Linked DNA regions of Homo sapiens: region 1 is linked to region 2. The links are chromatin loops, found by intact Hi-C in ENCODE. Cell type or tissue: MCF 10A. All regions are shown on one strand. Links, peaks and the distances in the headings refer to the core of each region. The heading gives the core; the rest is flanking DNA.

Region 1 (8,342 bases), core at 261-8,260, 59 kb after region 2:
GGCTCAAATTTTGATGGGTAGTAATGATCTGGAGATCTGGAGTTCTCATTATGATCTCTCTTTTTCATTAATTCAGTTAGTTTAAAAAGTATGTATAGAGAGTGTTTAGCATTCTTAGCCTTGTATTGAAAATATACAATGACAACACCTAAGAATTGGAGGGCATTATCTTTGTCTAACAGGTGATTGTAACTTAGAAATGCAGATGAAACAAAAGTAATCAGCAGTGTAATGTAAGTCTTTTGCTCAGAGATACCATGATTAGTAGCTTACGGAACAGACACAAGTTAATTAGCCTACAAATTTAAAAAACCAAAATGAATGAATAATAAACAGATTTGGAAGGTAGATTAGTGGAGTGAAAACCTCATGCTTTGAATCTAAGTGCTACTATTGATTGTTACCTAGACTTTTTTAGCTTTAATGCCTTCATTTGCAAAATAGGGATAATTATAGCTACCTTGCAGGGTTGTTGTAAAAATTAGATAAATACAATGTGTTCTATAAATGGGGACTATATGTAATGAATATTATTTTCATGACTAAATCTCCATTGGAGCTTCACAGCCATTAAGTACTAGTAGTAATACCCAACAAGGGAAAATTTGGGTTGTTTAGAGTAGCTGGAAGGGTCTTGTCCTTGCGGAGGTGAGACCTGAGTGAGAGTAGATTACAGACAATTGATGCGAGCCAAAGGGAAGAGTAACTATTACCAGCCAAAGCTTGGCTTAGAAGAGGGCCTTTCTTTGACCTTACTTAGGAACTGAAGCCCCTAGATGCTAAAGCCACATGGCAGGATTATAAATCCAAAACCTGCATGTTCATACTCAATAGTGTGGCATATTCTTATGCAAATTTTAAGTTGGATATAGTTATTATTACTGAAATTTATTTAGGTAAGAGGAGACCTATTGCAAGACTAAAGAAGGAAAATAATCAGACTGTATCAAAACTCATCTGTTATTGGCCATATTTTCATATTTTGAAAAATACACTGGTTTATCTTCCAAGCACACAGAAAGTTGAGCATTAGACTTGGTGTTTTCACAGACATTATCTCATTCCACCCTGACAGCATAGTTGGAAAGTGTGCATTCTATCCTCATTGTAAGTATGAGGAACAAGGCTTAAAGAGCCCAGTAGGGCCAGCATCAGAGCCTGGGTTTTATTCGCCTGTAACTACACCATGTTACACAGCTCCTGCATATCACATATCACAGTGGTTTTCTGCTGCTATTCGTAAATTTCGTAGGTAACTGAGAGAGAGAGCATTGAGGGTGAGGGGATAGAAGTGTGGAGTGAGACAGGTGCTCTTGCGATGGAGATGGGGGTATATATGGCACATAAACCATGGGATTGCAATGGGGACTGGGCAGGGAGGAGACCACAGACCATCAGGCAACCAAACTCTAAGATAATTGTCCAAGGACTATTAATTTACCACCTTGGGGCTCCCAGTGAGACCCCAGAAACGCTGAAACCCTATTTCCTGTTTTCTCTTTTACTTGCTAGATGTCCCAATTCTTTTTTAGCATAACTTGATGTGACACCAATGTCTTTGATACGTGTGTCTGAGAAAGCAGCTACTGAAAACCATCTTCTCCAGCAAGCCTTCCAGGACTGCAGGTAAGGGTGTCTGTCACTACTCCCAGCAGCCCCCAAGGGTGGACAGTAGTAACCTCCTGGGATTCACTCTCACCTGTCACTCTGTGCATCTACTCACCTTTCTTTTTATTCACAGTAAACCCTTTCCTTGAATTCAATGTTAACAACATTCTCTACACCCCCTTTATAGTCCAGTGTTATCTGGTTATCTGCCTCACTTTGGAAATCAGAACCTCCTAATTAGGCAGGGTATGGTGGCTCACGCCTGTAATCCCAGCACTTTGTGAAGCCGAGGTGGGCAGATTACCTGAGATCAGGTGTTTGAGACCAGCCTGGCCAGCATGGTGAAACCCCATCTCTACTAAAAATACAAAAAAATTAGCTAGGGGTGGTGGCATGGACCTGTAGTCCCAACTGCTTGGGAGGCTGAGGCAGGAAAATCACTTGAACCCAGGAGGCAGAGGTTGCAGTCAGCCAAGATCATGCCACTGCACTCCAGCCTGGGCGAGAGAACCAGACTCCATCTCAAAAAAAAAAAAAAAAAAAAAAGAACTTTGTAATTGTTTACTAGAAGCCTTGGGAAAGACCTTGAATTTGCAAACCTGTGAATTTTTCCACTCTGAGGACGGGAGCAGAGCCTGCAAGAATCAGACCAGCCCTGTCATTGAAGCTTTGGGCTGTCTTCTGGACTATTTTCTGTCTTTTACTCTTGAGTTAGCAGTTTCACTCTTAGTATGGTATAAGTCAAGTTTGCAATGACAGTGAGTTTCAGCACTCTGCCCAGGTGTGCAACTGTATTAAGGTGTCCATTGAACAATGCACAACGAAAGCTTTTAGATCACTGGCAGAAAATAAATAAATTGAATAAGTAAAAATTGAAAGCAGATTATAGAATTAGTTAAGCATAGTTTTTAAAGCACTATGTTTCTTTATTCCAAAAGGAATACATGTCTATTGCACAAACTTTGGAAAATGTAAGAATTTGACATGATTGTTAACAGAGCAGAGGCATTTATCTCTTAGCTGGCTTGGGGTCCATTCTCCTTTCCACATCATTTTCTCCTGTGAGAGAACAAATGTGACAAAGGGTATCAAGAAGTTTCTTTTCCTTCCCTCTTTTCAAGACTGCATCTTACAGAGGTGTGTCAGATCTAGAATTCTACATAGAGGGGCTTAGAAGTCATGTCTTGTTACAAAGAGAGGATTAAAGCTGTGAGTTTGTAAAGCATGTGACATAAGACCTGAAAAACATCAACTATTCGTTTTGAAGAAGGGCTCACAGAGAGATTTTGAAAGACAAAACCCTCCCAAGCTACACTCCTAGTGCCTCAGTTGCTACAGAGGGGTGTCCACAAGACTATTTAGTTACCTATTCCGTTAATAAGCATTTATTGAGCACCTTCTATGTGCAATGCCATAAGGTAAATCCTAGACAAAACAAGAAACAAAAATGAACAAACTGTGGTTCCCAGCTTTATGGAATTTTAAAATAACAAAAGATTTTGCTTGACATTTAGGTCATTTTCTACTAAAAATAATACTGTGATGAAATCCCTGTGGTTGAATTCTTTTGCACATCTCTGAATATTTCCTTAGGATTTATTTTTAGAAGGAGATGTGCAAGGTGTCAGCTTGATGATCTTAGAACTTGTAAAATAATCAGACAAATCAGAAGACATAGCCAGAATTTAATGGATTATTAATTTATTATCTATAGTAGTTGCGTTGTTCTAAAACTTAAAAGTACATGTAAAGAATTCAGGAGTTTGACTAAAAAGACATTTAAATGGCTGGGTGCTGTGGCTCACGCCTGTAATCCCAACACTTTGGGAGGCCAAGGTGGGCAGATCACCTGAGGTTAGGAGTTCAAGCCTGGCCTGGCCAACATGGTGAAGCCCCATCTCTACTAAAAATACAAAATTAGCCAGGCATGATGGCACATTCCTGTAATCCCAGCTACTTGGGAGGCTGAGGCAGGAGATCACTTGAACCTGGGAGGTGGAGGCTGCAGTGAGCCAAGATCATGCCATTGCACTTCAGCCTGGGCAACAAGAACAAAACTCAGTCTCAAAAAAAAAAAAAAAAAAAAAAAAGCCATTTGAACATCTCAGAAGCCAAAGAAATATAAAATCCAATCCACTCAAATGAGAAAGCTTCAAAAGTGAGTGTTACAGATCCCAATATGATTTGAAAATTAGGTAATAAGATGACTCACATCTAAGGACTTTTGTTTCAAATGATGAAATCTCTGTTTCAGGCTATAAATAGGGCTCAATACGCCAGTATGCCCTTTCAGTGTCATAAACACCGATCGAGTGTCGTCTCAGCCTGTATCACCTGGCACCCACAAAGCTTCAGCAAGTCAATCCATAAATTACACAGGGAGGTAATCCTCCAAACTGTGAAGGATGACATCATCACTTCCTTGATGACTAAGCCTCTTCCAACTCTACGAAGATTTAGAAAGTTTTTCATGGTATTAACATATTTTGTGTTAGGAAATCTATGTATGCTTAGTATTTTTGGTTCTTTCTTTTTCTTCCTTTTTTTTTTTTTTTTTGAGACAGTCTCACTCTGTCGCCCAGGCTGGAGTGCAGTGGCACAATCTCAGCTCACTGCAGTCTCCACCTCCCAGGTTCAAGTGATTCTCATGCCTCAGCTTCCCGAGTGGCTGGGATTACAAGAGTCCACCACCATGCCCAGCTAATTTTTGTATTTTTTAGTAGAGACAGGGTTTCACCATGTGTACTTTCAATGTTTATAATTTAGCCTATTACAGTTAACAGATCAGTTCTTAGTTTCTATTTTAAACATGTATGTTATACGTAATGGATTTAGACTTTTGATTTAAGTTGAAATTTTATTGAGCTGATCTATGTATTAAAATAGTGAAAAGATCCTAAAGCTCATTGTATTTATAAGCTTATTAGAGTCATGGTTTATTTGGTACCAGGAAAGTTTGTTTGTTAGAACAGACAATTACAGTGTTGAAAAGAAAATGAATGTTTAAATCTATAGAGTTTAAGGTATTCGAAGGAGCCCCTTTATCTTTAAATGAGATTAAACATAATTGATGGCCCCTAAATATAATTGTTATTAATTACTGGACTTTTGAATAATTCTTTGAATTTAACACCTTAATGAAGAGCTACTGTTTAGAACTTGTCATTTTAATTTAAAAGTTCAAAATAATCATTTTTACACAGAAAATTCTCTTTCAAAGACGCCAAAAAAAATACTCACTTAGAATTAATATAAATGCACAATTCTAGGCTTTTAGTACCTATTAGGCTGTCTATATTTGAAATTTTAAATTCTCTATCCCTGAGTAATCACAAAGTTATCCTAACAACACATTTTAAATATTTCTTTCTAATCTCTCTGTCTCTGTCTCTCTCTCTCTCTTTTCTCTTCTTACTGAATTTTGAATAGTCTAGGTCTAGGGCACACACTCTGACCATGTTTATGAGCTGATTAGCATAATAAAATTATAGGCGAAAAAATAAATCACTTAAAGGTACATAGAAGAAAAATAGAAAGTTATATAATTTTCTTCAGTGAGGATATAAATGCATGCTTTGGATATCCAGAGATTCAAACGAAATCCATTGGTTGGAAAGCTTTTATATTAGAGGAAAAAAGCTTTCATTACCAGAGGGGGAAAAAAGAATTGAGATGACTTTATGAAAGAACCACAAAACTAATTAAAGTTCTGTGAAAGAGGCCCCATAGGGAAAGGCTTAAAGATGTGGGATATTTAAACTGCAGAAAACTGAGGTGAAGTGTCTAGACAAAGTGGTTTGACTAAAGTTGGCTTTTAAATACTGGTTGAAGTTCTTCCAATAACTGGCCCCCTTATAAAGCAAATAAAGCTTATTTTAAAAATTCTTCAGCTGACCTATGAAGTGTAGAATTTAAGGATCTTTAAATATAGGAAGAGATATTCTATGAAGTATATACTAAACAGACATTTTCTTTCCTTTACAGATAGTGCAAAGGCAGAATGAGCTACAGCAAGAAAATTGTAGGTCGACATTAGAAAAATTTGTAGATCTAAGATTGCATTATACAAATAATATACTGGATGATCCTTTTTGGAAGGAAAAAGAAACTAAAATGCATAGAAAGCATTCTTTCTTAGTAGATGAATGTAAAAGGTGATGAGAAAATCACAGGGTGAAGGCACAGGGAAGAGAAGGGAGGATAAGTAGCCACTGGGCTTGGTCAAATCCTAGACAAAAGGTTAGAGAGGTCAAACTCAGCCATTTAATGCCCCTGCCCCTTCTCACATTCAGGTCCAGGAAACTAGCTTCTTGGGATTCTCACTTTCACAGTCGCTGCTCTGAACTCCACCAGTCTTACTCTAAGCCATCTAGCCAACTTCTCCCCATCACTCAGGGCTTTGTTTTTTCTAATTAGATAAAAATCGCTCATCAGGAAAAGTGGCATTTATCAAGGTGTTAATGGGTACCCCTCGGCTAATGTTATCTTTGTCCAAATATCACATTTGCTTTATAATCAGATTTCTTGAATATTTATAACTTTACTAAAAGGAATGACTTTAACAATAGAACTCTCTAGAACTTTTTTAGGTCAGGATGGGAGGGAGAAGAGTTTTGAGGGATCCAAACACTCCATGTACATTGGTTCAACAGCTAATTATTAAGCACTTTCTGTTTCAGACACAGTTCTAAGCACATGCTATAACTTCATATAGTGAAAAGTACTACGAATAAAAGACAACAAGGTGATGAGATAGAGATGAATGGGTAGAGCTGGGATAGGTGGTGCTGGTGGCTACTTTTTCTAGATCGTGCAGTCTCGGAACTCCTTTCTGAGAAGGTGATGCTTGAGCTGAGAATCTGAGTAAGATGGAGCTTGTTAGGTTAAGCTTTGGAGGCAGAGAATATTCTAGGAAAATCTTTAACTGAGGTTGGATGGCCTTTGCATGCATTCAACCTGAGAACATCAGTAGCACTTATGGAATTAATATTGGTCTCTCATCTTCTCTAGAGGTTTCAGAAAACTCTAGGAAATTCAGATCAAGCTTTGACATCCTCTATGATCTTTTTCTTCTTAGATTTCAATCTTCTAAGGCAATTAGAACAGATATACTCTGCTCATATAGGAGTCTATTATTTATTCTTTTTTTATTAGTTCTTGAACATTTATTCAACAAATATTTATTAAACATCTACCACGCGCCAGATAATACAGCAGTGAACCAAACATAAAAATCCATATCTAGGCTGGGTGCAGTGGTTCACACCTGTAACCCCAACATTTTGGGAGGTCAAGGCGGGAGGATTGCTTGACACCAGGGGTTTGAGACCACCCCGGCCAACACAGCGAGACCCCATTTCAAAAAAAAAAAAATCCACATCCATATGGAAATTTGCATTTTAGTGAGAGAGAAAAACAATAAAGAAAATACTTTATTTCATCAAATGTAAGATGGACAATTTTTCACACTTCAAAATCTCTGAAATTGTAATCTGACTTAGTACCATCTTACATTTGTAATTGGCAGCTGTTTTTCTTTTCTTGTGATACAAAAATAATGTTGCATCTTATTATCAAAGACATCTAAGATTTCATCAAGTGTTTCTTACTGATAATAAGAAAAATAAGTAGATGGTTAGATAGTGTTAAGTGCAAAAGAGAAAAATAAAGCAACTTTCACTGCCAAAATGAGTGAGAATAAATTAATTTTAAGAAAAGTAAAGCAAGAGGGGGAAGGGGATAGAAAGTGCTTGTGACTTGGAGGGGCGGGTGGGAAGGGAGTTATAATTTTAGATGGGAAGGCCTCATTGAGAAGGTGCCGTTTGTGCACGACCTGAGGGTGGTGAAGGAGGAAGCCATGTGAATATCTAGGGGAAAGGTATCCCAAGAAGAGAACTGCAAGTGCAGAGGTCCTGAGGCAGGTGCTTGCCAAGTATGCTTAGAAAGCAGCAATGAAGGCCACGTGCCTGTGGTAGAGTGAGCAAAGAGGAGAGCAGTAGGAGATGAAGTCAGGGAGGTAAGGAAGTGCCGGATCATGAAGAGCGTTAACAATTGATTTGTCATTGATGGAGAAGAAGCTGATTTGATGAGAAAATATCAAGGGCCCAACATAAGACACGTTTTAGAGATGTCTGGGAGTCAGTTTATCTGAGGCTGAAATTCAACAGAGGTCCAAGTTGGAGATGTACATCTAGGCTCTATATAGCCAAATTATGGACATGGTTGTGGTGTACATAAATAATTCTAAGGACAGAGCCCGAGGGAGGACTCCAGCATTTTATTGTGACCCACATAGGCCAACTTGGCCTCAAAGACAACTGACTTACCCATTCACTAGCAACTGTATGCACAAGGCTAAATTCTAGATTCATCCAATTACTTTAAAAGGCCCCGTGGGAATATACTCAACAACACTGTGTGTTTATTACAGAGGATGCTGTGACATGTGGTTATTCCTTGAGGAGCAGTGTTTTGTCTATTTCATCTGCTCTGGATATCTTCCAGTACTGGCATATCTTAGGACTGAGCACAGTTTTTCTCTGGATGGCTTCTATTCCATCTATTTTCCATTCCTTCAGAGGTTACAAATAAAGACACTGATTTCCTTACTCATAAAATGAGAGTTTAATGGCTACGTCACAAGATAACTGTGATGACCATTTCAAAGGAAATAAAGAAAGCATTTAGTGCAGCATGTGGGGGCATAGTGTAACATCCATAAATGTTCATTTGCT
Region 2 (8,342 bases), core at 260-8,259:
TGTTAAATGCTCAGAGCACACAAGTACCTCCTCTTACTGAATTGGGAGCCTAAGAGTAGAACCATCAAGCGGTTTGCCACCATCTATCCCATAATGGAGCTGCACACGGCCCAGCTTTGGAATCAGGCAGAAGTGGGTATAGCTGTTTTGCCTAGGAAGCCACCAAGTGAAGAACTCAGTTGCTGTGGTTGAGGCCTCATGACATCCACTGGTGCATAAACTCCTCTGACCTACTTTCTAGCATGATACTCCTTGGCTTTTCTTGTCTGGGCACCAGGAGGTTGTTTTTGGGGATTTTTTTAGCTGTCACAACTCCTTTTATTCAAGTTCTTCTTCCCTCTAAGCCTAACTATCCAGTAAGAGAGTTTCTCCTTATTACCTTCTTTAAATGAGCATCTACTCACTGAGAGCAATTTTTAAAGTGATGCAAGTTAGATGATAATGGCTAGTGAATGGGAGATTTTTAATGTGTGTGTGTGTGTGTGTGTGTGTGTGTGTGTGTAAGGGCCATGGGGGTGAGATGCAGGGGCTCACTCGCAGCAGCATTCCTCAATGACTCGCCCATCACAAGGTCAGTCCTGCCCCTAGAGCAGTAAACCTCTGTACTATGTGCTGATTGAAGATCTTTATGAAGACAATGCCTGACAATACATTTGATTAATTAATGATACCTACCATTCTATTTCCCAGGGGCATCCAAGGAGAAAGAGGCATTTACTTATTCATTCAATACACATTTATTGTGCACTATTTTATGGTAGGCATTGGGTTGAGTGGCAAAGACAGAACAGTGAACAAAATAGGCAACACCCCTGGTCTTAAAAAGTATGCAACCTACCAGCAAAATAAAAGACCCCATCTGCGTAATGGTTTCTGTCTTTTTATAAATCCCATTACACCCACTAGAAAGGCAGCAAAGCATAGGCTCTTTGCATTAAGATTAAGACAGAACTGGGGGCTGGACACAGTGGCTTATGCTTGTAATCCCAACATTTTTGGAGGCTTAGGCAGGAGAATTGCTTGAGCCCAAGAGTTTGAGGCCAGCCGGGCTAACATAGGGAGACCTCATCTCTATAAAAAAAAAAAATTACAAAAATTGTCTGGGCATGATGGGTATGTGCCTGTACGCAGAGCTACTTGGGAGGCTGAGGTGGGAGGATTGATTGAGCCCAGGAGCTAGAGGCTGCATTGACCCAAGATCTTGCCACTGCACTCCAGGCTTGGTGATAGACCAAGACCCCATTTAAAATTTTTAAAATTTTTTAAAAGAACTGGGTTTATTTCAGGCCCAATGATTTTTTTTTCAGATTCTATGTTTTAGAAATTTATTTTATTTTATTTATTTATTTTTTTTGAGACAGAGTCTCCCTCTGTTGCGCAGACTGGAGTGCAATGGCGTGATCTTGGCTCACTGCAACCTCCGCCTCCCGGGTTTTAAGCGATTCTCCTGCCTCAGCCTCCTTAGAAATTCATTTTTTAACCAAATTTTTCTTCTAAGAATTTCCATTTACAAAGAAAACATTTTTATTTTTAAAATAAGCTTTATATTTTACAGCAGTTTTACATTTACATAAAAATTGTGAAAACAATACTGTCCTGTGATTTTAGTTATGTGAACTTTTGAGAGAAGACTCAACCTATTTAAGCCTCAGTTTTCTTATCTGTGAAATGGGAAATATAGATTTGTTTTCATAGGTTTTGTTTTCAGAATTAGAAATACTATATATAAAACATCTGTATTGGGTAAGTGTTCAGTCAATGTTAGCTCTTCCCTATTGCCCTCCAGCCGTATTGCTGGGTTCTGCTAAAGCCTGTTGTCATTCCTGGATGTACAGGTCAGTCATTTATGGACTTTCAATCTCTGTGTCATCTGCCCAAGGGACACTTGGGCAGTGGCCACATTTAGTGACCTGATTATACTCTGTTTAGGATCAGAGTCATGCCAGTGTTAAAAAAAGAAAAATCCTACTCTAGGAATTAATGACTATGTAACCGTTAAATCACAGTCATTCTTTTAAATGACTGACGTACTTATTAGGCAGAAAGAATGTAGAATCACAAACCTTCATATTCTCCAGCATGCTGCTCCACAGCCAGCTGAATTCATCCAGAAATGAGTAAGATCAAATGGGGAGAATGGCCAATGAGCCGGCTGGGGGGAAAACACAGAGTTTTTTTTGTTTTTTTTTTTTTGAGACAGAGTCTCGCTCTGTGGCCAGGCTGGAGTGCAGTGGCACAATCTCGGCTCGCTGCAACCTCCACCTCCCGGATTCAAGCAATTCTCCTGCCTCAGCCTCCTGAGTAGTGGGACTACACTTGCACCACCATGCCCAGCTAATTTTTGTGTTTTTAGTAGAGATGGGTTTTCACCATGTTGGCCAGGATAGTCTTGATCTCCTGACCTCGTGATCTGCCCACCTTGGCCTCCCAAAGTCCTAGGATTATAGGTGTGAGCCACTGCGCCCGGCCTAAAAAAGATTTTTAAGAGTATTACCTGTAATGTTTCAGGCTATGTTGATAAAATGTGCATGACTAAATCACAATGTGTGTGTTAAAAAAATCAATTTTTATTTTACTTTTGTAAAAACTTTATTTTGCTGAGAGAAAAATGCTTGGATTCATTGTTCAGGGAAAATACTTATTGTTATTATTATTATTATTTTATTTATTTTTTTTTTTTTGCGATGGAGTTTCACTCTTGTTGCCCAGGCTGGAGTGCAATGGCACCATCTCAGCTCACTGCAACCTCCGCCTCCTGGGTTCAAGTGATCCTCCTGCCTCAGCCTCCCAAGCAGCTGGGATTACAGGCATGTACCACCACGTCCGGCTAATTTTGTATTTTTAGTAGAGACGGGGTTTCTCCACGTTGGTCAGGCTGGTCTTGAATTCCCAACCTCAGGTGATCCACCTGCCTCGGCCTCCCAAAGTGCTGGGATTACAGGCGTGAGCTACCGTACCTGGCCCTCATTATTATTTTTATGAGCAACATGTTTTGGAACAGTATGCCAACAATATGCCAACACCATGCCTAGTGCTGTACACGTATTTCCTCATATAATTCTCGCTACAGCTCAAGGAGGTAGGTGCTGTTACCATATCCACTAAACAGATGTCAACGCTGATACTGAGTTTGATTTCAGAGCCTGTGCTTTTAACCTCTACACATGATTGTGTTATAAAGTTTGATTCAACAAATACTTCTGAGCTAGGAATTGGTGGTAACAATTCTGCTAGGTGTTAGCTGGCTCTGGGAATAGTGGAGAACAAGACAGACACAAACCCTACCTTCACACAGTTTACAATGCAGAGGGCAGACAGACAATTAGGAAGTAATTTCAATGAAGTTTGATAAGTATTACAATGGGAGAAGAACAGGGTGTTAGGAGAGTAGAGTGAAAGTAGAATTTTATACCAGCTGAGGTCTCTAAGTTGCTCTGAAACTTACTGCATTCCACAGAGAAATTTGGGTTGTTGATTATATGTCATTTAGTTCAGCAACATATAATCCTTTAACATCTCAGTAGTTCTTTCTCTTCCCTCTCTCTCTGTTTCTCCTTTTCTCTTCTCTTTTTATGCCCCAATTAATTATATGTTTGGTTTCTTCCCTGTTGCTCAATAATATATTAATATTCTGGAATTCAAATTTCTGTCTTTTTGTTTGTAACTGGGAAAAAAGGGAGATTATTCAGAATTACTTTTTTCTCTTATACAAAGGAAGAAAAAATACTTGGTAAAGTTTGAGGCCAAGCACTGAGACCCTTTTAAGAAAACATCTAATTCAACCTTTTTCTCAGAAGACAGTTTTACCATCCAACAATACTTCTTAGTTCAAACATTTATTGAATTTTTAAACATCAATCAATTCCTATTAAACAATATTGAGTTATGTAAAATGAGTCAGAAATATGTACATTACATTTCCCTTGAGACCTTTTGAATGTTAAGAAGACAAGTTCTTTTAGAAAATCATTTTGTTTTTGCCAAGCCCGTAATATTTAAAAAATAATTTGAAATATTTTGTGAAGCCCCATATCCCAAGAGATTCATCCATCTCTCCCAAATTATGAGAACATGTGTTTTATTTCCACACCTAAATTTATCCAATTTGGGCTTTCTCTTAGAATTAAAAAACCTTTAAAGCAAGAGGGGAAAAAGCTACCAAACTGAAAATCCAAACCAACTGTGACTCTTGGATTTGAGAGTTAGTCTGCAATTTCTGCTTTTGCTCATAGAAGCTCTTTTAAAATCCTGATAAGCACACTCTGTGGAGCTCCCATTATGTTCCAGGTGCCGTGCAAGCTTCTTTCAATATTGTGTTAATTTGATTCTTTCAGAGTGCAAAGAACAGAGAAATGACCACTTGGCTCAATTAATGCAGGTTTATTAAGAAGGATATAATGACCGGGCGTGGTAGTTCACGCCTGTAATCCCAGCACTTTGGGAGGCCAAGGCGGGCCTGAGGTCACCTGAGGTCAGGAGTTCGAGTCCAGCCTGACCAACATGGAGAAACCCCGTCTCTACTAAAAATACAAAATTAGCTAGGCGTGCTGGCGCATGCCTGTAATCCCAGCTACTTGGGAGGCTAAGGCAGGAGAATTGTTTGAACCCAGGAGGCGGAGGTTGCAGTGAGCCGAGATCACACCATTGCGCTCCAGCCTGGGCAACAAGAGCGAAACTCCATCTCAAAAAAATAAAATAAAATAAAATAAAGAATATAATGTGGAGAAGTAAAAAAATATATAAAGGTCTCATTAACAGGACTAGAATTGCGCTATAGTCACTAAGCCACAACTGAGTAATAGCTCTGATCTAGTAGTATAACTTATCCCCTGGTGACCTCACACAAACTCTTGGCTCCTTGCCATGCACATGACTCAGCTCTTCTGTCTCCATTTCTCTGTACCTGCTTATTTTTCCAACCATTGCTACTGACTGTACTCACTCACTTTCTCTCTGCCTCATGGCTTTGCTACATGGCTGTCTTCCCTCTCTCCACTTCTGCATTTACCCAATGCTGACCCCTCCTTGGATGTTTCCTACTCAGACCCTATAAGACAGAAGAAAGGGCTCTCCTCTTGCGCCAGGCTTCATCATAGGCCATTGGTCATCAGGTCATGTTTAATTAGTAGGGTGACAGGGCAAACAACAACAACAACAACAACAACGGGGAACCTCTCTCAAAAAACCACTCTGATGCTTTTCAGTTTCAGAAGAGAGCAATGAAGCTGGCTAGGAGCCATAAAGGCCTGCACATAGTTTGTTATTTAACTTTGAAACTAAACAAATGTGCAGTGTTTACATAGAGTAAACTGTACCATCATTATCATTGTCATCACCACAGCCATATCTACCTTATATAATATCTACAGCCTCACAAACGTTATCTTACAAAAATGTGTCACTCTGGTTTGTCAAGTATTCTTGTTTATAGAGAATGGTTTGGTACACTAAATGAGGATTGTTGATTTTAGAAAAACTAGGACAAGACGGCATGAAGGCAAAACGCAGTCATTTTCAAATGGGGGGGTATTGCAGGGCAGAGGGAGGCAGAGACAGAGAGGGAAGTGAAGCAGCAAAGCCAGCCACACAAGCAGAACATCCAGGAGTTTATCTGTTTTATACTTTTCATATGAACAGAAGGTTTTCCTATTGGAAAAGATTCCATAGCTTAACAAAAAGTTTGAAAACTCTTGTTAGAGATACGTGTTCAAATCCCAGGTGCCCCTCTTTCTTGCCATGTCAAAATGCCTAAGTTAATTACTTTCTTTTGCCAGTCCTTCTTTGTTTAAAAAATGGACATAATGGTAACTCCTTCATAGGTTTGATGTGTGGATCTAAAGAAATATAGCATACAATGCATGGGGATTATTGTACCTAGGTAAATGTTAGCTCCAGTCTACACTAAATACTAAACAGGGCCAGGCGCAGTGGCTCATGCCTGTAATCCCAGCACTTTGGGAGGCTGAGGCGGGCGGATCACGAGATCAGGAGATCGAGACCATCCTGGCTAACACAGTGAAACCCTGTCTCTACTAAAAATACAAAAAAATTAGCCGGGCGTGAGGCTGAGGCAGGAGAATGGCGTGAACCTGGGAGGTGGAGCTTGCAGTGAGCTGAGATCGTGCCACTGCACTCTAGCCTGGGCAACAGAGTGAGACTCCATCTCAAAAAATAAATAAATAAATAAATAAATAAATACTAAACAGTAAAATTTTACTGGTCATGACTTAATCTTTCATTGCTGATTTAGAGGAATTTTCAGCAGCATTAAATAAAATGCTGGCTGAGATTTACATATGGTGTTTGCTGTAGAAATATTTATGTTATAGCTATTTAAATACACTTTTATTGTAAAAATCCAGTGTTTTGGAAATTTTTCATTATAGGATCAAATAATTAGGAAGAACATAAGGAAGAGACATTACCTTATTCGATTATTCAATTCCTTAACTAAAATATAATTTAGTTGTAATTTAAATCATAATTCCTTGAAAAAGATTGTTTTTCAAATATAAGGTATTATCTGTTTTATAACTCTGGCTCACTCCTGGTTTCTATGCACTTTTTCTTAACAGCATTTTAAGACATTAATTTTACCTTATTGATAATGCTTCCTTTTTGAAATCTTTCCAGCAGTGAAATTACCATGCAAAGTATAACTTCAAGTGTCAAGAACGCAAACATGACTAAAAATATATTGCTTTACACATACAACAAGTGTATGTGTTTCTGTTTTACTGGTTTAGAAGATGTGTCACTTGAATATTCAAAATTCAGTGACTTTCTCAATTTCGGAGAATTTTAGGATGTAGTTGTTCAAGGCGCTTATTTGATAGATAAGGGAAATCAAGTGCCAAGAAGTTACATGATGGTACACCACCACTCAGGCTAGGGCCATGACCCATCATCGATCTGCTGGTTCTTAGCGCTCTGCCTCACATCAAGACCAGTGGAACAGCCACCTGCATCATTTGCTGAGTAAGCATTTGAACGTGAAATTGGATGGACCCTAAAAGAAAGTATGAACCAATTATCAAAACTAGAAAACTTGAAGGATAAAAGTAAAAAAAAAAAAAGAAAGAAAGAAAGAAAAAAATTAATGCTATTTAACGAGCCTAAAACACCACATGAAAACTTTAAAAAAATTGTACTGTATTTGTGTAATATTCTGCATCAAGGTAAAAATCCAATCTTCTAGTAGAGAAGCCAATTAAAAAATTCAATGATTAGAGTCCTCTTTAGACGATAATAGCAGAAATCCTCACTCATTAGTTTAGAGAAAGTCTTGCCTTCATTATATTAACCAGTGGGAAAATGTGTTTAAATTTCTACAAGAAGTTAATATTTATTTTTCTATGAGTAACAGTGACTGAGATTTAATATGTTTAAGTAAGTGTCAATATAGAATCTTAATTAAACTAACAGATTATTCTTTGTCAGATTATTCTTTGTCATGAAATGCAATTTGAATGAATCAATTGGCTATTTTTCATCTATTGTAAGACATTAGTTTCTATGATGGTTAATGCTAATATGTATAACCAGGTAAGTGTTTAAAGCAGATAGGAAATTGGAGTACCGGGTAGCCCTGGCTGCCCACTTAGTCACTACCATCTCTCTGGGAAATAACCATTTTATTGTATTAGGATTCTCACTCTACTTTTTCTCTTTTGTAATATTCCTACAAGGTTGTATGACTTATTGTTATATAGGTAAAAAATATTCTTGGGGCAAAACATGACCCCCAAATCTAGTGGCTTAAAATAAACAATAAACATTTATTATTTCCTACAGTTTCTGTGGGAAGGGACTGTGAGGGTGGCTTGGCAATTGATCCTGAATTGGTGTCTCATGAGATTAGGATCATTCAAAGAGTTCACTAGAGTTAGAAAGTCTGCTTCCAAGGTGCTCACTCACATGGTGGCTTGTTGACACTGGCTGTTAGCACTTGGCCTTAGTTCCTTTCCATGTGGGTCACTTCATGAGATTACCTGAGTGTCTCTACAACATGGCAGCCAGCTTTCTCATCTGCAAGCAATCCAAGAGACCAAGATGAAGCCTCAGTACTCTCTGAGACTAGCTTCAGTAGTCACACACCGTCATTTCCACATTTGCATTTAGTCAATCAGGGTTCTACACAAGGATATAACTACCAGAGTTGAGGACCATTGGCTGCTATCTTATAGCCTGGCTATCAAAAAGACAATGTATTAGCCAGGGCTCTTTTTGGTTCTTAAATGACAGAAGCACAACTCAAACTTACTTAGACAAAGGAGAACTTATTGGCTCACATAACTAAATTGTCATTAGAGGTGACATGTATGTATGCCTTGGATATTAAT

The links. A loop is a pair of places that touch in the nucleus more often than their neighbours do. Peaks named below come from ENCODE experiments on the same cell type or tissue, not always from the same donor. Only the 100,000 strongest peaks of a DNase experiment are listed, where the experiment ranks them.
Region 1: it touches region 2 in a loop (2.6-fold over the local background); 5 of 110 quality-filtered maps call a loop at or near these places.

Annotation. Positions count from the first base shown.
Region 1 is chr12:25,330,056-25,338,397 of GRCh38, forward strand. No RefSeq gene overlaps it. Among named protein-coding and RNA genes, the nearest start is that of KRAS, 83 kb to the left of the region's middle. In MCF 10A, for the core only: no CTCF peak of the experiment used is centred there; a DNase peak (open chromatin) is centred at 3,956.
Region 2 is chr12:25,271,495-25,279,836 of GRCh38, forward strand. No RefSeq gene overlaps it. Among named protein-coding and RNA genes, the nearest start is that of KRAS, 25 kb to the left of the region's middle. RefSeq lists an enhancer at 4,803-4,947 and a cis regulatory region at 4,870-4,880. In MCF 10A, for the core only: no CTCF peak of the experiment used is centred there; a DNase peak (open chromatin) is centred at 4,857.